Regions from separate parts of the Homo sapiens genome. Here region 1 is linked to region 2. Evidence: chromatin contacts called from ENCODE Hi-C or POLR2A ChIA-PET data. All regions are on one chromosome and are shown on one strand. Each heading gives the region's core, a stretch centred on a gene start or an enhancer-like site at or near the end of the contact. The rest is flanking DNA. Distances are from core to core; before and after follow the strand shown. Region 1 has its middle 180 kb from the start of AGR3. Region 2 overlaps LINC02888 (long intergenic non-protein coding RNA 2888).

Region 1 (3,050 bases), core at 497-2,996, 340 kb before region 2:
GAGGCCCATGGGGTCAGAGCAAAGAAGGGAAGAGAAGTAGAAGATAATGCTGAGAGAAGAAACCCAGGGCTAGATTACGTAGGTCATGGTTCGGACCTTGACTTTGTTTTTAGTGAAATGGTGGGTCTTTGCAGGGAGTGAGGCATGACATGATTCCATTTATGTTTTATGGAGTGGCAAAAGTCACTCTGGCTGCTGGTTTTAGAACAGATTGTAAGGGAGATGTAAGGGTAGAAGCAGGAACACCAGCTAAGAGGCAAACATAACCCAGTCTTGAAGTGGTCAAACTGTGGCTCTGTTTTGAAGGTAGTAGTGACAGGATTTCCTGGCAGACTGGATGTGCAGCTATGAGAGAAAGCAAGAGTCAGGTCAGCCCTAAGGCTTTTGGCCTAAACAAATGCAGGATGGAATCGCCATTCTTCAGGTAAATTGGAACAAGTGTCAAGGGATGCATTAGGAGTTTAACTCAAAGCACATCAAAGAAAGAATAAATTAATCAATTATATATTCATAGAATGAACCAGAGCACTGAAAATAAATGAAGAAGCAATGGATCTCATGGACGAATACTAAAAACACAGCATCGTGCCAAAGAAGTCAGATACAGAAGAATATATACTACCAGTTTCCAATTTTGTAAAATTTAAAAATAGGAAAAAAATTACCTTGTTTAGAGATGCATATTCAAATAGCCAAAGAATAAAGTAATGCAAAGCTATGATTCCCATCATATTTAATAGAGCAGTTATCTGTAAGGTGAGAATGAAGGAATGAACATACTGTTGAATGCTGAGGCAGGTAGGATGATGGTTATGTGAATATTTGTCTGATGATTTTTCACTTTATGCATTTTAATATCCCTGTGTTATATTTAGCAACAACAACAAAAGCTTTAGAAATGCTATGCAGCTTTCAAGACCTACTCCTCCATGAAATTTGTTCTGATCACCCCGTTCTGTGAGCTTTATTTCTATTCTAAAGATAGAATCATTATTAACTGTATAGGTCAATTGATTAAACATTACCTTATAACATTGCTTCAGTGGTTATCTTGAAATATTAGGAAACTATTTGGTAGTGGTTCAAATAATGTTTTATTATAGATCATCCTTCCATCCAGCTCTTGAACCCCATGGCAAAAAACCCAATTTTTTGTTCACAATAGTAACTTGATGTCTGGTAACTAACACATAATTATAGATTGCAGATCTAGGGAATACATTATTCAAGTATTTATTTTTGAAAAGTTCTAATAGTATCACACCATGAAGGGCAATATTGTGCCCTGGAAAGAATATTAGAATTAAAGTAAAGAAGTCTGAGTACTCCTTCTTCTCTTGGTAGATGTTTGCTTAACCAAGCTATTTAACTTTTCCAAGTATTGAGTTCTTTGTGTGTTAAGTGTGGTATTTGGGCTAAATTCTCCTTTTCGGTTGTAATATTCTATGAATCTTTGAAATACTGTATTATAAAAGGATGCAAGAATCAAGGTTCAGAATCTGTTAAACAAATCATGTCAAAAAGTACAGAGATTATAAGGGCCAATTTTGGAAAACAACAGACCTGGTATTTTTTGAACAGGTAAAAATAATTTTTTTAATTGAAGGAAAGCTCAATATATTTCAAGTAAAAAGACACATAGAAAATAGAGGAAAAAAAATGGTGATATAAGCCACACAACGATAAACCACTTTTTATTTTTTTTTCCAAGAAGAAATGAGGAGATGAGTCACCAACTGACTCTGTGACCAAAAAGTCATAGAGGAAATTCAGAAACAGAAGCTGGATTAGGGGAACTGAAACAATCATCAAAGAAATAAAGTATGCATATTTATTTTTCATGGGATAGAACATTGTGTACTTAGTTGCCCCAATTTTGCTGTTTTGTTTTATGGGTTTATTTGGGGAAAAATAGCCTATTCAAATTTAGGTGGAAATTATTAGAGATTATTGATAAATAATTTGAATAGTCATTAAATTGTAATCTCTTAAGAGATAGAGAATTTAAAGCTTGTTTATTCCTGATACCCAGTTATTAAATGTATTTGAATCTGTTTCTATACCTGCTCAGTGATCAGTCACTAAGCCTATTACTGAACACCTCCAATAACAGAGGTCTTAGTATCTTCTGTTGCTGCAGTTTAAAAGACTTACTGTATTTTCACACAGAGGGCTACTTTATATGGAGAGATTATTTTACAGCTGTCCTTAAATGGTATCTTTTTTTTTTTTTTTGGTTGGTTTAACTTCACAATATGTATGCCTGATTTTCCTCCATTTTATTTACTGTTGTCAATGATACTTTTAAGGATTACTACTTACTGAGAGTGAGATTACATGCTTATATTTCATGATTTGGGGGACCAATACTCTAAATCCCATATGGTGGGCTCACAGAAAGAATAACTATCTATCTGATTGCCACCGGAGCATTATATTTTATATTAGTTGACTGAATACAGTTTGACCAGATCATGGCAAACTTGCTTGTCTGTTGGTTCCCTACACATATGGACCCTTTTATATTCAAGGACAAAATGAAGTCACCAAAAGACAAAATTAAAGTATTTTAGAATATGGCTGGGCATGGTGGCTCACACCTGTAATCCCAGCACTTTGGGAGGCCGAGGCAGCTGATCACCTGAGGTCAGGAGTTCGAGACCAGCCTGGCCAACATGGTGAAACCCTATCTCTACTAAAAATACGAAATTTAGATGCGTTGGCATGCTCCTGTAATCCCAGCTACTTGGGAGGCTGAGGCAGGAGAACCGCTTAAACTCAGGAGGTGGAGGTTGCATTGAGCTGAGATCGTGCCACTGCACTCTAGCCTGGGCAACAGAGCAAGACTCCATCTCAAAAAAAAAAAAAATTCAGAAGACATAGTTAATTTCAGTTACTTCCTCTTTCTGTTTTTTACCTTCTTCATTATAGAGCGTTTCTCCCTAAATCTGAAAATGAATACTCTGAAAAATTACAACTTTAGATGTTTTGCTATAGGAACAAGATCAATATTTACTCAGATAAAATTTACTACTATTCTGTTTGTAAAT
Region 2 (3,162 bases), core at 199-2,698:
TGTTAAGCAGTTCTGAAAGAGTGCACCCAGCTTCCTTTCCAAAGGATACTGCTAATGGAGTTGAACACACCCTTCCTGTCACCCCAGGTGCTAAATATGTGGAAGTTGGGAATATCTAAATGCTTGGAGATCCTGAAGATACTCCCTGAGGTGGCTATAAAAAGACTACGCTTGGCTTCTGAGAATGTAGTGGCAGACACTTTCACTTTATTTTATTTTACTTTATTTTATCATGGGAGGAAGTTTTATTGAGTCACCATCCCCCTACACCTCAACTTCTCTTTTTTAAAAATATGTGTAAGTTTTTTCTACTTCTGTCTCTCAGGAACAGGTTTTTGGTGGTTCAGAAATTTCTCCCACTTTTACCTGACTGTGGGCAACCTCAGCAACAGAGGCTCCTGGAAATATCCTCCACCTATTTTTCTCAGATGTGAGAACGGTTGACTGGAGTTATGAGGGGGAAGTGGCTGGTGCAGAAAGTTGCCAAAAGGGTGATGGAAAGTTCTTTACTGATGAAAAAAGAAAAGAATAATAATTCATATTTATCTTTTGACCAAGACAAGATAGGAACAGAGGTGCCTTTGCTTGCTTTCACCTCAAGCAGGAAGTGAGAGTCCTATTAGCCTCTGGGTTCTGGGAAGTCAACGATTTGGGGTTATTTTTCTTCCCGCCCATTTCTTTACCTTACTCATAGGTTTAATATTGACCTCTGTCTTTATCACTGAATCTGTTTTTCAAATTGAGCAATTCTCAATTTGTCAGATGATTTATTTTTTACATATACATGAATGTTTTGTTGAAACAAGACTTTCAGCGGTATCAGTCATGGGGGAGCTTAGCTGTGAACCCGGAGGTGAGAGTAAAGTCTTAGAACAAAGAGGAATTCGAAATTACGGAACATTTTTAACTTCTTTACTCAGTGGTAAAGAATGGAACATCTTTTACGTCAAACTACTGAAGTTGTGGGCAAAATTACAAGCGATGATTATGCAGGATAGGTTAGTTTTTGGCCATTTTAGGCTTTTCTTGATTTTATGGAGTAGTCTGAAAGGAGTGAGCTGGTGAGAGAATTTACTAGGTGCTGAAGCAATGAGAACTGACAGCTGATATACAGGGGAAGAGCTCCGTTTCAGTCACATTGAATTTGAGGTGCCTTTAAGAGGAGGTAATCAGGAAGAATTTGCAACAGTTCTTTAAACCCCGGTGGATATCAGAGCTAATCATGTATCCGTGGGAGTTGTCAGGGTAAATCTGATGACTGATGCCAAGAACCTCACATAAGGAGGTCAGGTGGCATGAGAAGAGATGATGAGTGAGAACACAAGCTGAGAAAGAACAGTATTTAGAGGATGGACTGAAGGACAAGTGGGGGAGTTTGAAAATGCGGAGCTGTAGAGGTAAAGGACACTGAGTATATCTGCTCTGGTCCTTTGGGGACTTTCCACAGCACTAGCTTCACCTTGGTTGCTTGCCAACTGCTGAGACAGTAAGTCCAGATTTTAGTATTTGACCCACGCTGCCTTCTCCAGATCATGCTCCTTGATATTACCTCTGAATTTGCTGAAAGAAAAACATTTCCACTCAAATATCACTTGAACATGATTTATGAGTAAAATGAATAATATTTTACTATAAAACATACAGAGGTGAGTCTCATAACGATATTCAGGGTGGCCCCAAGCTATCTTCTTTTTTTTTATTTTTAAAGTTTTCAAAATATTTTCAGGCCAAGTGTGGTGGCTCATGCCTGTAATCCCAACACTTTGGGAGACTGAGGCAAGAAGATCACTTCAACTCAGGAATTTGAGACCAGTCTGGGCAACATAGCGAGACTTCATCTCCACTTAAAAAAAAAAAAAAAAAAAAAAAACTCAAATGTGGTGGCGCACGCCTTTGGTCCCAGCTACTTGGGAGCGCTGAGGTGGGAAATCTCTTGAGCCTGGGAAATAACGGCTACAGTGAGCTTTGATCGTGCCATTGCACTCTAGCCTGGGTGGCACAGTGAGACCCTGTTTCAAAAAAAGTGAATATATTTAAGGTATACAGCAGGATGTTTTAATATAGAGAGTTAAATGACTGCTATCGTTAGCTAATTAACATACCCATCTTCTCAGGTAGTTACCTTGTGTATGTGTGTGGTGAGAATACTTGAGATATACTCTCCTATCAAATTTCATGTATATAATATAGTATTACTAACTATGGTCACTATGCTATACATTAGATCTCTAGAATGTATTCACCCTACATACCTAAAATTTTATACACTTTGACCAGCACCTTCCCTTTCTTCTCTCCCAGCCCCTTCCCCTAATAACCACCATTCTACTCTCTGCTACTGTGAATTCAGCTGTTTGAGATTCCACATCTAAGCTATCTTCTTTATTAGCCATTGCTAAAGAGTCACTGATAAGCCTGCTTCCTGTCTGTTGGGTGCAACTAAAAAGCAGACCCTTGATCTGGCATTCTGGTGGTGAAGTGACTTATAGCTCTAGAACCTCCCAACCCAAGCCATCCTACGGCAGCTGTTCTGAAGTTGACTTTTATAGCTTCTACAGAACTGTAAGCTTGCCGTTGAAAGTGGCACCTAGCCATTTATTCGCCAGTAATTATAAGCAAATGAATCAAATTTGAAGCAGGAGTGTAATAAAATCAGTAATGGATAGGATTTTAAGCAACAGGCAAACTTCTAAGAGGGGCTGGCACCCCTTTTTAAAAATAGATTAATGTCATCTGCAAACAGAGACAATTTGACTTCCTCTCTTCCTACTTGAATACCCTTTATTTCTTTCCCTTGGCTGATTGCCCCGGCCAGAACTTCCAATACTATGTTGACTAGGAGTGGTGAGAGAGGGCATCCTTTTCTTGTGCCAGTTTTCAAAGGGAATGCTTCCAGTTTTTGCCCATTCAGTATGATACTGGCTGCGGGTTTGTCATAAACAGCTCTTATTTTGAGATATGTTCTATCAATACCTAGTTTATTGAGAGTTTTTACCATGAAGGGGTGTTGAATTTTATTGAAGGCCTTTTCTGCATCTATTGGGATAATCATGTGGCTTTTGTCATTGGTTCTGTTTATGTGATGGATTACGTTTATTGATGTGCATATGTTGAGCCAGCCTTGCATCCCAGGGATGAAGCTGACTTGATTGTGGTGGATAC

The links. A loop is a pair of places that touch in the nucleus more often than their neighbours do. ChIA-PET counts read pairs that join two places held with the same protein, here RNA polymerase II (POLR2A). Pooled maps may share reads with other maps.
Region 1: a pooled map shows a loop between it and region 2 (4-fold over the local background). The contact joins two enhancer-like sites. A Hi-C loop is called at or near these places in 1 of 168 maps with a recorded cell type or tissue (endothelial cell of umbilical vein) and 4 of 50 pooled maps. POLR2A ChIA-PET finds 5 or more read pairs at or near these places in 1 of 52 experiments (activated CD8-positive, alpha-beta memory T cell).

Annotation. Positions count from the first base shown.
Region 1 is chr7:17,057,010-17,060,059 of GRCh38, forward strand. No RefSeq gene overlaps it. Among named protein-coding and RNA genes, the nearest start is that of AGR3, 180 kb to the left of the region's middle. Within about 2 kb of position 1,747, at least 2 of the 41 ENCODE cell types and tissues checked have a DNase peak (open chromatin) inside an H3K27ac peak, as active enhancers do.
Region 2 is chr7:17,401,748-17,404,909 of GRCh38, forward strand. All of the region lies in intron 1 of LINC02888 (long intergenic non-protein coding RNA 2888), which reads left to right. Among named protein-coding and RNA genes, the nearest start is that of LINC02888, 28 kb to the left of the region's middle. Within about 2 kb of position 1,449, at least 2 of the 41 ENCODE cell types and tissues checked have a DNase peak (open chromatin) inside an H3K27ac peak, as active enhancers do.